Regions from separate parts of the Mus musculus genome. Here regions 1 and 3 are each linked to region 2. Evidence: chromatin loops called from intact Hi-C (ENCODE). Cell type or tissue: left cerebral cortex. All regions are shown on one strand. Region 1 overlaps Tenm1 (teneurin transmembrane protein 1). Region 2 has its middle 160 kb from the start of Tenm1. Region 3 overlaps Tenm1 (teneurin transmembrane protein 1).

Region 1 (5,000 bases), 870 kb after region 2:
GCCTGCCCAGCCACAGAGAAGAAATGAGGCAAGATGGCTTTCTAGCCACTGAGAGACTAGACAAGCTTATAGTAAAGGATACTTTATTCCCTGAACCACTGCCTCCCTCATGAGAAAAGAACCAATCCGCACCCTCCCACCTACATCTTTCTGAGCATCTGAGTCTTATCCAGAAGCAGATTGCCCTTCCCAGTGCACTTCTGCAGACTTGGGAAGCAGGGTCGGGAGTGTGCTTGTGATGTTGAAAATAAGCAGGAAAATGCATCTCAGGCAAAAAGTATATGGCTTACTGCTAACAGATAGTAACTAGATTGGTTAACAAACCAAATTTGTCTCCCAGCCTTTACTGTGGCTCACCAGAACTCTGGACTCTGGTGTGTATGTGTGCTGATGGCTCTCAATGCCATCTGAACTTGTCTGTGTCTCACAAAGGGACACAAACACTGAAGTCTATCCTATGGAGTGTTGTTCAAACTCAAGGAGACGGCTGGGGTAGAGCTCAGGTAGAGAGCTCTTGCTCCCGATTCAATTCCAATAGAGCAAATAAAATACGACACAGGTCTGTATGGCTGGGAGGGGGAAAAAAAAGTAGCTGCCTCCCAGATGGAAAGTCAGCTGACAAACACCTTTCCCTACAACATTTCAGGGCTGATGTCCTGCCAGAATGAAGAACAGTGGCATTGGTTAAGATTTGAGGCAAGCCCTCAGAATCCAGGAAAGGGAAAGCAATAGGGCAGAGTTGCCCAGGCCGAATGGGAAGCAGGAAGGAACTGCTGCACAATCCAAGCTGCTAGACTGACACACTCTCTGCTGAGGAAAGCTTGTAGCAGCTGCCCTCTATCTGCAAGTTGGAAACTTTACCTACAGGGAGCAGCAGGTTGATTGCTTTTGATGATAAGAGCTGGACATTGTTTTCGTCCTCTGGAAGCACCACCTGGCAGACAAAGGCTGGGGCTTTACCTATACCTGCACCTACACCTCCTCGCCCCCCGGTACCACTACCACTACCACTAATACTAGTACGAATGCACAGATTTTCTATGCTGTTTTCTGAACGGAGGCTTGCTGCTTACAGGTGCAGAGGCCCAGAGCAGGCTGTGAGCAAACAGGCTGTGCAAAGGAAGGATTTTGCCATTAACCACAGGCACAAATAGCAGTGTTGACAATGAATTCTTTCCTGCACAGTAACAACACACCAAACATTTTGAGTGAAGCCCATTTAAAGAAAAAACAGCAACAGCAACAACAACAACAAAAGAAAACCCAATTAAGGGACATAACAGTTGGCATGTCTGTGATATCAAATGACCAATTTGTCTGATTGTGTGCGCAGGCACACACAACTGTTTTAACTGATAATCTATGTGTGCCCATAGACACAATATACACATAGGAAATTAAACTTGGAGCAGCATTGTGTATACCCTCAAGTGCAGTTCCCTCTTCGGATTAGGCAAAAGTTGGTCTAGATTTTAAAATTTCAACAGCTACTTAGGGCCGAGGTCCTCAAAACCGATGGAATCGCACTGAGCTACGCCTCCAGATTCACAGAAAGGAGAGTGGGAGAGAGCCATACTCACCACTGTGTCTTTGCTGGGTCCTGTTCACTTGGGGTAAAAAAAAAAAAAAAAAAAAAAGAATATAATTGTTTAACATTTTAAAAGCAAATAAAAGAGCTTAAATATTTTGCAATTTGCAACTTGAAAAGGAAACAGTAATGGGTTTCCAAGTGTGTGTCTTTACTTTTAATGAACTGTTTATTTTTCATGGTTCCATTGGCAATAAAAGACCAGCTCCCCATCAAAAGCCTTCAGGGAGGCACAGTTTCCATTTGGAGGACAGTGAGATTGCCAATAATTTTGATTTTTTTTTTTTTTTACAAAAAGTAAACCCACTAGACCGTATTTCCAGATATGGGTTATTGCCTATTATCCCAGGTAATTTTTATTTTTGTGTGTCTTCCTTATAGAGGCAAATTACAAAACATTTCTACACTATACTCCAGAAAGATAAAAAGAATTTAAGTGAGACCAAGATCGAGGGCCTCCAGAACGTTTTAATGAACATGTTTCCATTATCCTCTCTGCTTGTTCGTTTTGTTGGAAGAATGATTCATTCATTTCAAATTTGGCAACTTAAACAGCAGCAAATGATCATATTTCCCATCACAATGCAAAGTCAGTTGATTGGCCTGCTTGGGCTTTGAAGGCCCTTTTGTGGCTCCTTTGTCTTTGACAACAGCACCCTCTGCTGGTTTTCATCATTCATCGCCGGGAGTGGGATCGACCCAAATTGCAGAGGCCTCCCTGGAACATTGCACACAGCAGGACACGATTCATAAATCAGGTTTCCCTCCTGGTGATTCATTACCAGATATATATTTTTTCTGTAAAACAGCACAGCTCAAGGAAGTCATCAGGAATTCAGAAGCTTCAAAAACTACCTTCTTTTGATTAATCATCCCTCTGACCTTTTTCTTCTTATTCAACAAGGTTAATAATATTTGTTATCCCTCAAAGTAAAACTGTATTAGCTTCCAAATGATTTTTTACCTCCATCGGCCAGTTGTTACTGCCAAGAGGCTTCTGAGTTGACGTTTGTTCTGTTCTCAGGTATGACCCCGAGGGACATCTGACCAATGCAACTTTTCCTACTGGAGAGGTCAGCAGCTTCCACAGTGACCTGGAGAAGCTGACAAAAGTGGCACTAGACACTTCCAACCGCGAAAATGTCCTCATGTCAACCAACTTGACAGCAACCAGTACTATCTACATTTTAAAACAAGGTAAATGATCTTCAGAACTCCCCCTGCTTTCGGGTGTCTGGTCAAATGTCTGCTCCCTGTTAAGGAACTAAATTCCCCTCTGATTGAGAAGATGGGTTCTCCCTTCTCTTTTCCAGCTGGAACAAAGACAAATTCAGATTTTTCACAAGTTCACATATCCACTCTGGGCCCCAATCTCTGTGGGAGTAATGAGGTTAAATTCTGCCAAGTCTGGTCTCCCATCAAGTCATTTCCCAACACCCAGCCATTTGTAGAGCTCTTTTAGGGTTTTCCTACATTGGAAGACAATAATAGAGTCTGTGCCCCATCTGAGCCTAGCCTTCCAGATCAGATCTGACATGGGTGAATGCAAAGGACAAATTAGGCAATGCACCAGGGAAGGATACAAGTGCTATGAGAGAATTAAAACCACAAAGAGAGGAGGGAAAAAGAATTGAAGAAAAAATACAATCTCAAAGGAAATGTGTTAGAAGCTATAGAGGGAGTGGACAAAGAAATAGTTTTTCACTGTCTAGACATCAGAACTCACTCTGTTGCTAGGGTGTGGGGCAACTCACTCCAAAATGAGTAAAACCAACTTTCCAGTGGCTATGATGTCATCTGCAGTGGCTAGGATGCCATCCGCAGGTGGCAGAATGCTGAGTTGAGTCTCATATTCTTCTCATTCTAGCTCCCAGCATATCAAACTAAGATATCACATTCAACAAGTCAGAGAGGAATTCTGTTGGTGTATGCTTTTAAGAGAGAACCAACAACCAGAGACAGACAAACAGACAGACAGACAGACCAGCCTACAGTGTGACACAGCAGTATTTTATCCTGTTCACAAGATATACCTCAGCTATGAAAATAACAGGACCCAAATGGGTAAAGAATGCATATGTGAGAGTGGGGTTCTAGCTTAGAGTGCAATTAGGCCCCCATACCCTATCTGATCAGCCTTAAATGTGTCTCTTGGAGCTCAACTTTACCAGCCCCCTCCTCCTCTTCTTCTTTCTCCTCCCTCCCCTCTCCTCTGCTCCTCTGTCTACAGAAAATACTCAAAGTACCTATCGGGTGAGTCCAGATGGTTCACTACGTGTCACCTTTGCCAGTGGGATGGAGATCAACCTCAGCTCGGAGCCCCACATCCTGGCAGGGGCTGTCAACCCCACTCTAGGCAAATGCAACATATCGTTGCCTGGAGAGCACAATGCAAACCTCATTGAGTGGAGACAGAGAAAGGAGCAAAACAAAGGCAACGTTTCAGCTTTTGAGAGAAGACTGAGGGTGAGTAAGCCCTTCCCTTTTTAGCAAAGGACAAAAGTTCACTGGGTTCCCTTGGAAAGTAAAGAGCCTCCCTCAACGGAAGTCTCACTTCACCAAAGCTTTTCCAGGTGACTGGCTAGCTTCTATGATACACTAATTCGAGAGAGAGCTAATGGCTAATAATGGTTCAGTATCCTTAAGTGTGCATTCTAATAGGAGCTTTCTTTGTCATTAGCCAGCTAAAGTGCTCTAATCATAGCAATTTCAGGCACCAAGAAAGTCTAGGGTTAGAGAAATATCTTTATCAAGGAGCCCTTCAGTACCCACCACAGCCTGCCTTGGAGATGCTTATTAGATTCCCCAAGTTGACCCTCATTCCCACTTTTGGGTGGAGAGAAAATGGTGTAAGAGATAAGGCACCGTTTAGACAAAGGCAACATGGAAGGGCAAAGTCAGTGGGCGGTCCTATTGCCCTACATCCGATGTAGAGCCATGGGAGCAAAGAACTGGACAGAGACTGAGATGGCGTGCTCAAACGAGCTTGTCTGGCAGGACTGAAAGCTTTTGGGAGTTCCCAAGTCTTTATCAAAAAACAGTTCCCTACAGTTAAGCAGAGCCCTCTGTCAGAAGCACTGCCCTGCAGTGCAGGAAGCTTGCAAACACCACAGCACCCTCTCCACCTATCCTTTCTTGAACATTAACCAGTGTATTGGCAACTTGACTAGCATCAGAACAACAGCCAGTCTGCAGGAAGTATTCATTATTGAGGCTGGGCCTCAGAACATCTGCATCACACCCAGGATACAGAAAATGCTTTACATTCTTCTCACTCGGCTGAGAAAGAACTCTGGGGAATTGAGTGCTGTAGAAATACAACCACCAACCAACCATCAGGCTGCAGAGAGAAGCAGTAAACCAACCAGTCATATGTCTCCATGCAAAAAAAAAATGTTTATCTACTAGTGTG
Region 2 (5,000 bases):
CTTGTCCCAGTCTACCCATAAAATCTATTTTCCCCCACGAAGGGAGATTCATGAATCTCTGCTAGAGTCTTCTTTGCCTAACCTCTTTGGGTCTATGGATTGTAGCTTGGTTAAAATTTACTTAATAGCTAATATTCCCTTATAAATGATACGTACCATATTTATCTTTCTGGGTCTGGGTGATATATTTTCTAATTCTATCTGTTTGCCTTCAAATTTCGTGATTTCATTTTTTAATAGTGGAGTAATACTCCATTGTGTAAATGAATCATAATTTCTTTATCTATTCATCTGATGAAGGGCCACTAGGTTATTTTCATTTTCTGTCTATTATAACTAAAACTGCAATGAACATGGTTGAGCAAGTGTCCTTGTGGTAAGATGGAGTTTCCTTTGTGTATATGCAAAGAGTGGTATAGCTGGGTATTGAGGTAGATCAATTCCCAGCTTTCTAAAGAACCACCATATTGATTTCCATAGTGGCTGTACAAGTTTGCTATCCCACCAGCAAGAGATGAGTGCTCCCCTTATGTCACATCCTCACCAGTATGAGCTATCACTTGTGTTATTGATCTTAGGTATAAGATGGAATCTCACAGTCATTTTGATTTGTATTTCCCTGGTGTCTAAGGAGGTTGAACATTTCTTTAAGTGTTTCTCAGCCATGGAAGATTCCTGTATTGAGAATTCACTGTTTAGCTATGTACCTCATTTTTTAATTGAATTACTTTGCTGGGTATAGTAGTCTGGCCTGTCCTCTATGAGCTCTTAAGAGTCTGCAGCACATTTGTCCAGGACCTTATGGCTTTTAGGGGCTCCAATGAAAAGTCAGCTGTAATTCTAATAGTTCTGTCTTTATATGTTATTTGGTCTGTTTCCCTTGAAGCGATAGTCTTTCTTTGTTTTGTATATTCAGTTTTTTATTATTATGTAAAATCAAGTATATTTCAAAATTCCTTGCAAAATATTTGAATAATATAAACTAAGCAAATAGTGATTGTGTGCTTCATTATGGTTGCTTATGTTGCCCTTTACATGGGGCAGCCTCAAACTAGCAATTTATTGTTTCCTTGTCAGGATTTCCACAGTCAAAATGGAAATGCATGGTCTCATGTGTAAACTACACGAATATTCTACAGTTTCTTGTGGCATAAGTATATCTAGGGTATCTCTACCATTGAAGAAATGATTTGTCAAATACACCTACAATATTGGATATGGAACTCTGTAATCAGCAAGTCAGTTCTTAGGAAATGGAGAATTGTGGCCCAGCCCTTTTGTATTCTACAGTTAGGAAACCAAGCTTGGAAGGTACTAAAAGAAGAGGCAAGTGTATCGACTAAAGGAAGGAACAAAGTTCAAAAATTTCAAGGAACATGTGAGAGAAAGGACATTAAAGGTGAAATACTTGAATGATTACATATCTGAAAGGCCAGCAGCTTGAGTTTTCTTGTATAAAATCTTTAGGTATTCACTGGCTCCTCCTCCAGTGTCTTAAAAATAAACAAAAAAACAAAAACAAACACACAAACAAAAAACCCAGCAGCCAGAGAAATAGTGAGATATTCACGGTTTTGAATCTCAGTTTCCATTCCTATGGCTTGCACAGGTTACCCATTTTCTATTCTGCCTGAATTTCCTCTGTTAATGGGGAACTCTATCAAAACTTTATCACTGATTACAGAATTTCCTTAAATTCAAGAACATTTCCAATCAATAAATTCACTGGATAGATGTTTCTCTTACCTCTTTCAGAAAACAAGCCAACAAACGCACTAAAGATATCAACTCTAAGGTGAGAGGTGAAGGTGTGTCTTATAAGTGTTTGAGGGTTGTTTTTCTCCTCCATACTAGTTTTTGGGTAGTTCTTAATGTGGAATTTTTACTTTTGTAAATATTATAAAATAATGTTATTGCACAAAGACCTTGTTTGTCTTGAAGTAAGGTAGTGGACTTTAGAAGTATCATTTATTTACTGATGGCAAGACCAGTTTTATATTCACTCACTCCTTACAATTTTAAATAGCCTAACCAAGAGACCACAGAGAAAGCAAGTCCGTTTCCCCCACCCCTCCCCAGTCTCCACCCTACCCCCTACCCTACCGGTTGTTATCTTTTGTTTCTTTGTTGGCAGGGCAATGGGGCGGGACTGGAAGTGTCTGTGTGTTGAGCAGCAAAGATCCAAATGATTGCCTAAAGGTGAAGGTTGCTTGGAAAAGGGACGATGGGAATAAGTGTGCTCTTGATTCTTTATGTTCCACCCACCAAAGTATTCAGCTCCCAGTACTATCTCCCCTCAAAAATGCGATGGTCTGTCAATGCTCCCTCTTTACAAATAACCTGTATTGAAAGCCTGAAAGATGGGAAGACGTGGTGCTAAGATCTCCCCCTGGCGTCACCCTATGCTACCTCATTTTTGGAAACTTAAAGATCTCCCTTTGCTCTGGAGTGCAGGGATCATTCAGCCCGGAAGCTGTCCGCTGGCAGCTGTTGCCACCCTGGGAGGAGAACAGCTGGAAGCTTTGATGCGCTGCAAGATCAACTCTTCCGGTTAATTAGCGCCAGCCACAGCTCCAAACGTGCCTTACTGCAACCCCTAGTGGGCTTCCAAGGCAGTAATAGCTGGTCGTTCTGCCCAGTGTATTCTTGCAGAGGAAAATTAAAAAGTATGCGTGCACACATGCATATTTACACACAACCTTCTGTCTGCACTCAAGAAAGCCATCAGTAACCGTCTTTAGGTCGGAAACAGTTCGACTGTCCTTGTGATGATCATTTCTTTAGCTAGAGGCTGGGAGTCCCAGGGAACACATACACCGGCTCGCTATCCTTGGTGCTTTTGTGCGTGCCCAATACCTCGATGTTACTCGGGTGGAGCTGGAGGGGTAGGGGCTTAGGAGTCTGCAAAGACTCCTGTTCTTTTTCCAGTTGATGCTCTCCCCTGGCTAAGCATTTGGTATCTCCCACGGTCCTGCTTTCGCTCGGAAGCCTCGAAGAAGGCAGCTATGGGCGTCGCCGGCGCCCTTCCCGGAACAGTAAAGGCTCCTTGGAGCTGGCGCCGAAGCTTCCCCCACTTCAGCCACATCTGGTCCAGCCATGCAGATGTTAGCGGTTGGAGAGTGCCTCCACTCGAGGCGCCCCAAAGTCTCGAGCATGCCCAGTCAGGCTCCTAAGGCTCCCCAAGCGAGTTTCTGGGTGTACAAATTCCACTTCTCCGCTTTTTCGAGGAAGCTGAGGTGGGTGGGAAGGGAGGGATCCTAGGCTTGGGGCAGTGAACAGGGTTCGCCTAGGTTAGTGCCCTCCTGCCCGTCTAGGTAAGGGACAGAGCTGTTTGGGGAACCCTGGGGCTAGAGTGGCCAAGCACAGTAAAATTAAGAGCATGTCTCTCTCTCTCTCTCTCTCTCTCTCTCTCTCTCTCTCTCACACACACACACACACACACACATACACTCTTCCTTGAGGATTTTCTTAATGCTGACCTGTCCTGCTGCCCCTTGATGCACTGGGGTCATACCTTCAATGGAAGGCAATTTGGAGTTGCTCTCTTAACCTCCCCCCCCCCCCAGAGCTTGTATGTACCTAGCACCATGTTCACCTGCTTGGCTTTTCTGTAGCGCAAGGACGAATAGAAAAATAGGAGGACACCCCCCTCCCCCTTGAGTTTATCCCTCCTAAAGTTAAACTGGCAAGAGACTTATTCTTTCTTAAGTTGGTCCTGAAGCACACATTGAAGCAGTGATGGAGAGTTTTAGCGCGTATGTTCATGCTTGCGACTGAGTGTGTGTGTGTGTGTGTGTGTGTGTGTGTGTGTGTGTGTCTGTTCGCGCGCGCGTGCCTGTGTATCTGCTTGTGCACATCGTGAATGGGAAACACTGTCCCGGGTTGATTCTGAGATTAACAAACACTCCTTCTAAGTCTGCATTCCACCTCATCCTCTGAAGGAAATAATGATAAATGATAAGTGCAGGTCATGTGAGATCAGAAAACATCCTAGTGTGGTATGAAATCTAAATTTTGTTTGTCCATATTGCCTTTCGCTCGGTACCCAGCTTTCTCCTGCCCTCTCTTCACCCTCAAACACTCCTGAACCAGTCTCAGTTCCACTTCTCTTCCTCTGCTCGTTACCTGCTCCTTCAGCCCTCCTCCTCCTCCAGCTCCTCCCAGCTCAACCCCCACCTCCCGGGGCTCAGCTGCGGCTAAAACCTGGAGTCTTGGGGAAAAGAAAAGAGGGAAAAAAAAAAAAGCCTAGGCTGTGAAGCTGTCAAACCGGGCATGCTCAGTAGACAGGGCAGGTTTTTTGGTCTCGAGTAGCGGAGAAACATTTTTTGCACAACCGCGACCAGCCTTAGAGCGCGGCGGCGGCGGCCAGGGCAACATCAGCACAGCCATCAGCGGTGCAGACGCCCGGCACCCGGCCGCGCGGCGAGCTCCGGCTCAGCCTGGAGTTCACCTCCCAGTGCCCAGGAGGCTTGTCTTATCCCTTCTGATCTCTCTGTGTCTCTCTTCCTGTGTGCCTCTCTCCGTGTCTCTTTCTCTCTGTTTCTGCCTGTCTCTCTGTCTCTTTCTCTCTCTTTGTCTCTTTGTCTCTGTCTCTCTCTCTGTCTCTCTCTGTCTCTCTCTCTGTCTCTGTCTCTCTGTCTCTCTCTGTCTCTCTCTCTCTCTCTCACACACACACACACACACTCATTCACTCACTCACTTCCATACACACATACACATTATCTTGAAGAAGAAAAAAACCGACCCCCAAGCAAATACCCTCCTGGGCAGCGATCACTGGCACAACAGTAGCCAGGTTCGGTTCCTGCCCAGAAGCGACCGCGGGCTGAGAGCTCCGCCACTGCCAGCTGGAGGAGAGCGATGCGGGGGCCCGAGCGGCAGCTCGAACAGTAATGTGGATTTACAGTCATTTCCCGCAGGAACCAGCAAAGACGCCCTAAGTCCAGCGCACTTACAGCACACCAGCAGAGCTGAGTACCTGGCAAGGAGGCGGGGGACCG
Region 3 (5,000 bases), 890 kb after region 2:
TAGCCTGAGGGAATGGTGACAGAGAGTACTAATTGGTAGTAGCCTTTTGTGTGTACCAAGTCCCCAGCAGCATCCATAATAGGAGCCGATGCTCTGTCTGGAATAAGATTATAATCCCACCACATGAACCATTGGTGAAACATTAGCCCCTACATAGCAGAAAGGTTTCCACTCATACCATTACCGTAGACAAGAAGAACAATTAGCCTTCATCCACCTTTGCCAAGTCTGATCCCCTCCTAAGACATTAAATGTTTTCTTCCAAATTAAGTCATTTCAATCGAATTTGTTTCTGAATTCATTCCTAGGAAAAGTAGAAGATATTTTCTTTCCCCCTGGGTAATCAGTATCTCTTAGATACAAGAGATGATGGCACACATGGCAAAGAGGGGACAATTTGTGTGCTTCTGATACAACCATCAAAGTTTGGTTTTCGAGAAGTGGTGTGCCCATAAACAGCTATTACTTCGCAGAGGTGGTAGTTGAAGCACTGCCCTCCCTGAGAATTGCCTATGTGATAAAGCAAACTTAGTAGCCTCTCAGGGTCCCTCCCTTCTGGGAAAGCTTTTAGAATCTGTAATCTGAATTCTGAGCAAGGGAAATCTGCATCTCACAGAGCAAATCTTTCCTCTTTTGAATTTCAACAAAGCATGCCTGGGAAAATCCCGCGGCTAAGGACTACATTGACTGCATTAAAACATTAAGTGAATCCAAATATTTGGTAGCATCTACACATAGTCAAAATGTTTCATAAGGAATTTGCTAATAACTTTGGTACATATGCACATTTTTGAAACACATGTATGTATATTTTTAAAAATCATGCCACTAACCTAACAGTTTTCCCTCCCCATGTGAGTTGGGAAGTAGCCAGGAGTCCTTAGGGACATGAAGGGGTCTATAGCCTCCAGAGCACCAGAGTGTGACCATCTCAGCTAATTGACTACAGACAGTAATAGACTGTCCCTTTTACGCCATCTATATAATAAAATATCTATTGAAAAGTTAAAATTCAACACGGCATGCAGTTTTCTCTGACACCAGTGAGGAGATATGGTCTCTCTTTTCCAAAGTAACTCTTTATTTCATCACATTTGCTTCAGGAATCACACAAAAGAAACATCATATTAGATCTTTTTTATACAATAAAATATTTAGTAGGTATCAGTTCCTTAAAAAAACAAAAACAAAAACAAAACAAAAAAACAGCAAAACAGACCAACATAGTAGCACATACCTGTATCCTCAGCCCTGACAAGGTTGAGACAAGAGAATCACAAATCCTGTGACCTTTTCTCAAAAACAAACAAAAAGGGAACAAAAAAAGAAGGAAGACCTGTTGACCTAGAATAATAAGAGAAATTTCAACAACTTCCAATTGTTTACAGACCAGTGAAACAAGCCAAATCATTTGGCCTTTTACTTATTTTGCCTTTATTTCCTGTGTAATTTATTCTTTAACTAGAAGAATAACCACAAAAGTCCAATCCTACAAAGTACATAATTATGGAATGGTTTCTTACTTATAAAATGGTTGCATTCATGAGATTTCTAATCACGTCATCCATATTCTTGCCATGATTTCCTAATTCATTCTGAAATTGATTTTAGTAATATTATTATCACCAGTGATAAATAACTAATTCACTGGACAAATGCATAGCCAAAATGAAATAATTTAATATAAATCACAAAAACTAGATAATTGAAAAGAGCTGACACTTACTTCGACTTGATGGTAAATCAAGATAGGAGCAAACAGAAAAGAAAAAAGGAAGAAAATAAAAACATCTTTGAAATTTGGATTCAAAGGAACCTAGGGAAAGAAGGTTGGATTTGTACGTGCTTTTCCAGGGCCTCACTGTTCTGTGACTCTGTCCATTCTTTCTAAAGATGGGAATGTTTTAACATAGACTTTACTGCCACATTCTTTCAATGGTATAGGGAATGGGTGGGGATGCACATATTACTTCTCATCGTATACAGTAAGAGTGTTCAAACTTTAAAATATATTTTTCTTTACCCCCAAATCCTCTGGCATTGCATCTGCAAAACTCCTTGCTGGGCTGACACCGTGATATATTTAAATCAGCATCACACTTTTTTAAACCTTAGCATGCAACAATGTCGTAAAAATAAAGACAAAGAAGAAAAGAAAAGAAAAGAAAAGAAAATAGTTTCACTTTCTCTAGAGTAGGTGAAAGTTAAGTTACACATACCATTTTGTGAACAATGCTTTGTACTCATTAGGAAAAAAATAAGTATTTGGCTAATGGCTGTGGTTTCTTAAATAGTCTCTTCTCTATTAAGAAAATCAATTATTCTTAGTTTTTCTCTCTGTAGTCATTAATTTTCTGCCTAGATTTATGACACTTTTCTAAGTTAATTATATTTTGAAGACTGGTGCAACGAAGTTTGTATTATATCTGATGTAAATCTTTCAGTTTCCTAAACTCAGTCATTTTTAAAGTGCCTTTAAATATATTTTGTAATAATTTAATAAGAAGGTTTAGTTTTACGCATTTACACAAAATTGCCTATTTAGGCTTGTTTTCAAGGCTTACTGCAGAGACAGAACGCAATCTTTGGCTTCAGTTCCCAGGTAGCCCCACACTGCCATCTGGTGGTCATGTGAATGTTATACCTTTTCAAATTTCTACTTTCGTTTCTAGTCTAGTTCGAGTAAGTATACAGCCATGATCGTTCTCTTTTATTTCCTTTCACAGAGATTTCTTTTACAGTATAATAATCTATTTAAAAAACACAAGCCACCCACTCTATTATTCGCACTAATAAGGAATAGCTTTTTATCCTGCAGTAGCACAGTGGACACTGGATAGACTCATAAGCATTGTTTTGGAACAAACTGTTAATAATACCAACCCAAAGTGAAAAAGCAGCCAAATGGGGCTAAATGGTATTGTGACAACAAAACAATAGCATGCGGGAGATTTCTAATCATCTCTTCCATGTTTTTTTCCATTAGCAGGAAGGTTTAAAGCAAACTGGGGGTGGGTGGCTTTCAAGGCAACTGAGTTAGCACCACAGAGAAACAGATCAGGCACTGGTTTGCTACAGGCTAGAGGAAGCAAACAGAGGAAAGAATACAATAGCAATGCAGTATAAATTTTTGGCAAAGCTACTACAGTGACTGGAATAGGCAGGATGGTGCTGGATAATGTGTGGCAGCCATATGGTGATTGTCCCTGGCCCACACCACAAGTGACAGATGTCATTTGTTCTTGGCAAACTGACAAGAGAGAGTGGAAAGGAGCTGGAAAATCAGACTTTCGGGGTGGAAATAACACAAAGGTATTTTCACCAATTACTGCATCTACCCCACCCACTTCAGTGTTCTCCCACCTGCTGTTCCATTCACAGGAACAATTCCTTCTGGTTCTGGGGAGTTTTGCATTGATGGAGAGAGAGGGCCTCTCTTCCTGTCCCCAAGCCTTCACAAGATTGTGCCTTTTATTCAAGAGGATTTGTAGGTCACAATGGCAGAACTGCAAGATGTGGCGAGCGGCAGGTGTTCCATGGGTAGCAAGAAGACAGGATTTCTACATCTAGTTCTGCATCCCCAGCATGATGGTGGTGGGAAAGAAATAATAACTAAATGAGCAAATAATGTAGACTTCGTGGTATTGACCAGCAACTGAAAAATCAAGAATTCTCACAAGTATAGGAGGGATGTGCCCTTGTGTAACACACATACATCATGCTTCTGTCGTTTTCTAAAAATTCACATTGCATATGTTTAAGTAATTAACATTCACAATTATTTGTGTGATTTGCAGGTAGAAAATGGAAAGACACCTATTGTTTTCACAACATGGAGTTCAGAAGTTGAACTTATTTTTTTGTTGTTGTTGTTTTGTAATTCTCAAAAGAGTGAAACTCAAGGCATTATAGTCGAGTACCTGGGTGAATTTTTCCTTTTTATTTAAAGACAGAAGCACTGAGGGTGTAGCGTAGTGTATGTGAGTGCTTGCTACAGAACAGTGAGGACTTGAATTCAAATCCCCAACATCAAAAAAGCTCCACACACAGAGCTTCACGTTTGCCTAGAGCTCTAATGCTGTAGGGGACAGGACTTGGAACTTGCTGCCCACCAGGATGGCTCCAGATTCATTAAAAGATAGTTCCTCAGGAGAATAGGACAGAGAGTTAGGATAGGATAGCCTGTGTCCTTCTCTGGCCTCTACAGGTACAGAAACAGATGCATATGTCCACATACATACAAATTAAACAAAATCTTTTTAATAATAAGTTTCAATTGCCAGTAAATTAGAGTGTTTCATAAAACGGTGTTTTGTGTGTGTGTGTGTGTGTGTGTGTGTGTGTGTGTGTATAAATTGATACTGACTTTCTTTTCCTATGGTACTGGGGATTGAATTTACAATTTCACACATGCTAGCCATGTACTCTATCAGTAGTCTATATTCAGTGGCACACACCTTTAATCCCAGCACTTGGGAGGCAGGGGCAGGCAGATTTCTGGGTTCGAGGCCAGCCTGGTCTACAGAGTGAGTTCCAAGACAGCCAGGCCTGTACAGAGAAACCCTGCCCCCCCCCAAAAAAAATGGTCTATATTCTCAACCCTTTAAAAATTTATTTTGAGACAGAGACGTTCAAAACAATTGAAGCTGGCCTTAAACTCACTCTACATCCCAGGCAAGCCTTGACCTTGTGAGCCTTCTGCCCTTAGCCTCCTGGATAGCCTGGTTTATAGACCTGTACCAGCAGGCCTGACTCATGTTTCTGTTTAAAATTACATCAACCAATATTTATTAAACATCCACTACATACAAAGTATTATACTTTGACAAATAACTGATCCTAAAATACAAGTTTATTATGTGTTGGGCATGAGATAACCAAAGAATTCTTCACTTTTAATCAATCTCTCTCTCTCTCTCTCTCTCTCTCTCTCTCTCTCTCTCTCTCACTATCACCACCCCAAAACCACACATATTCCGGCCATACAAAATTCCTCTCAA

What was found. Hi-C counts contacts between places; a loop is a spot of excess contacts. Peaks named below come from ENCODE experiments on the same cell type or tissue, not always from the same donor. Only the 100,000 strongest peaks of a DNase experiment are listed, where the experiment ranks them.
Region 1: it touches region 2 in a loop (6-fold over the local background); 5 of 42 quality-filtered maps call a loop at or near these places.
Region 3: it touches region 2 in a loop (5-fold over the local background); 5 of 42 quality-filtered maps call a loop at or near these places.

The regions. Positions count from the first base shown.
Region 1 is chrX:42,554,698-42,559,697 of GRCm38, reverse strand. Tenm1 (teneurin transmembrane protein 1) reads left to right here. Exons shown (of 33, transcript NM_011855.4): 27 at 2,613-2,785; 28 at 3,819-4,054. Among named protein-coding and RNA genes, the nearest start is that of Sh2d1a, 55 kb to the right of the region's middle. In left cerebral cortex, CTCF peaks have their summits at 850 and 2,255 (motif pointing left); DNase peaks (open chromatin) are centred at 392, 797 and 2,243.
Region 2 is chrX:43,428,325-43,433,324 of GRCm38, reverse strand. It overlaps a transcript of Tenm1 not described here. Among named protein-coding and RNA genes, the nearest start is that of Tenm1, 160 kb to the right of the region's middle. In left cerebral cortex, CTCF peaks have their summits at 2,368 and 2,567; DNase peaks (open chromatin) are centred at 3,029, 3,850, 4,224, 4,967 and 1 more place; H3K4me3 peaks cover 2,212 bases; H3K27ac peaks cover 1,188 bases.
Region 3 is chrX:42,538,520-42,543,519 of GRCm38, reverse strand. The region is part of intron 29 of Tenm1 (teneurin transmembrane protein 1); the gene reads left to right. Among named protein-coding and RNA genes, the nearest start is that of Sh2d1a, 38 kb to the right of the region's middle. In left cerebral cortex, a CTCF peak has its summit at 2,618 (motif pointing left); DNase peaks (open chromatin) are centred at 2,614 and 3,206; H3K4me3 peaks cover 323 bases; H3K27ac peaks cover 221 bases.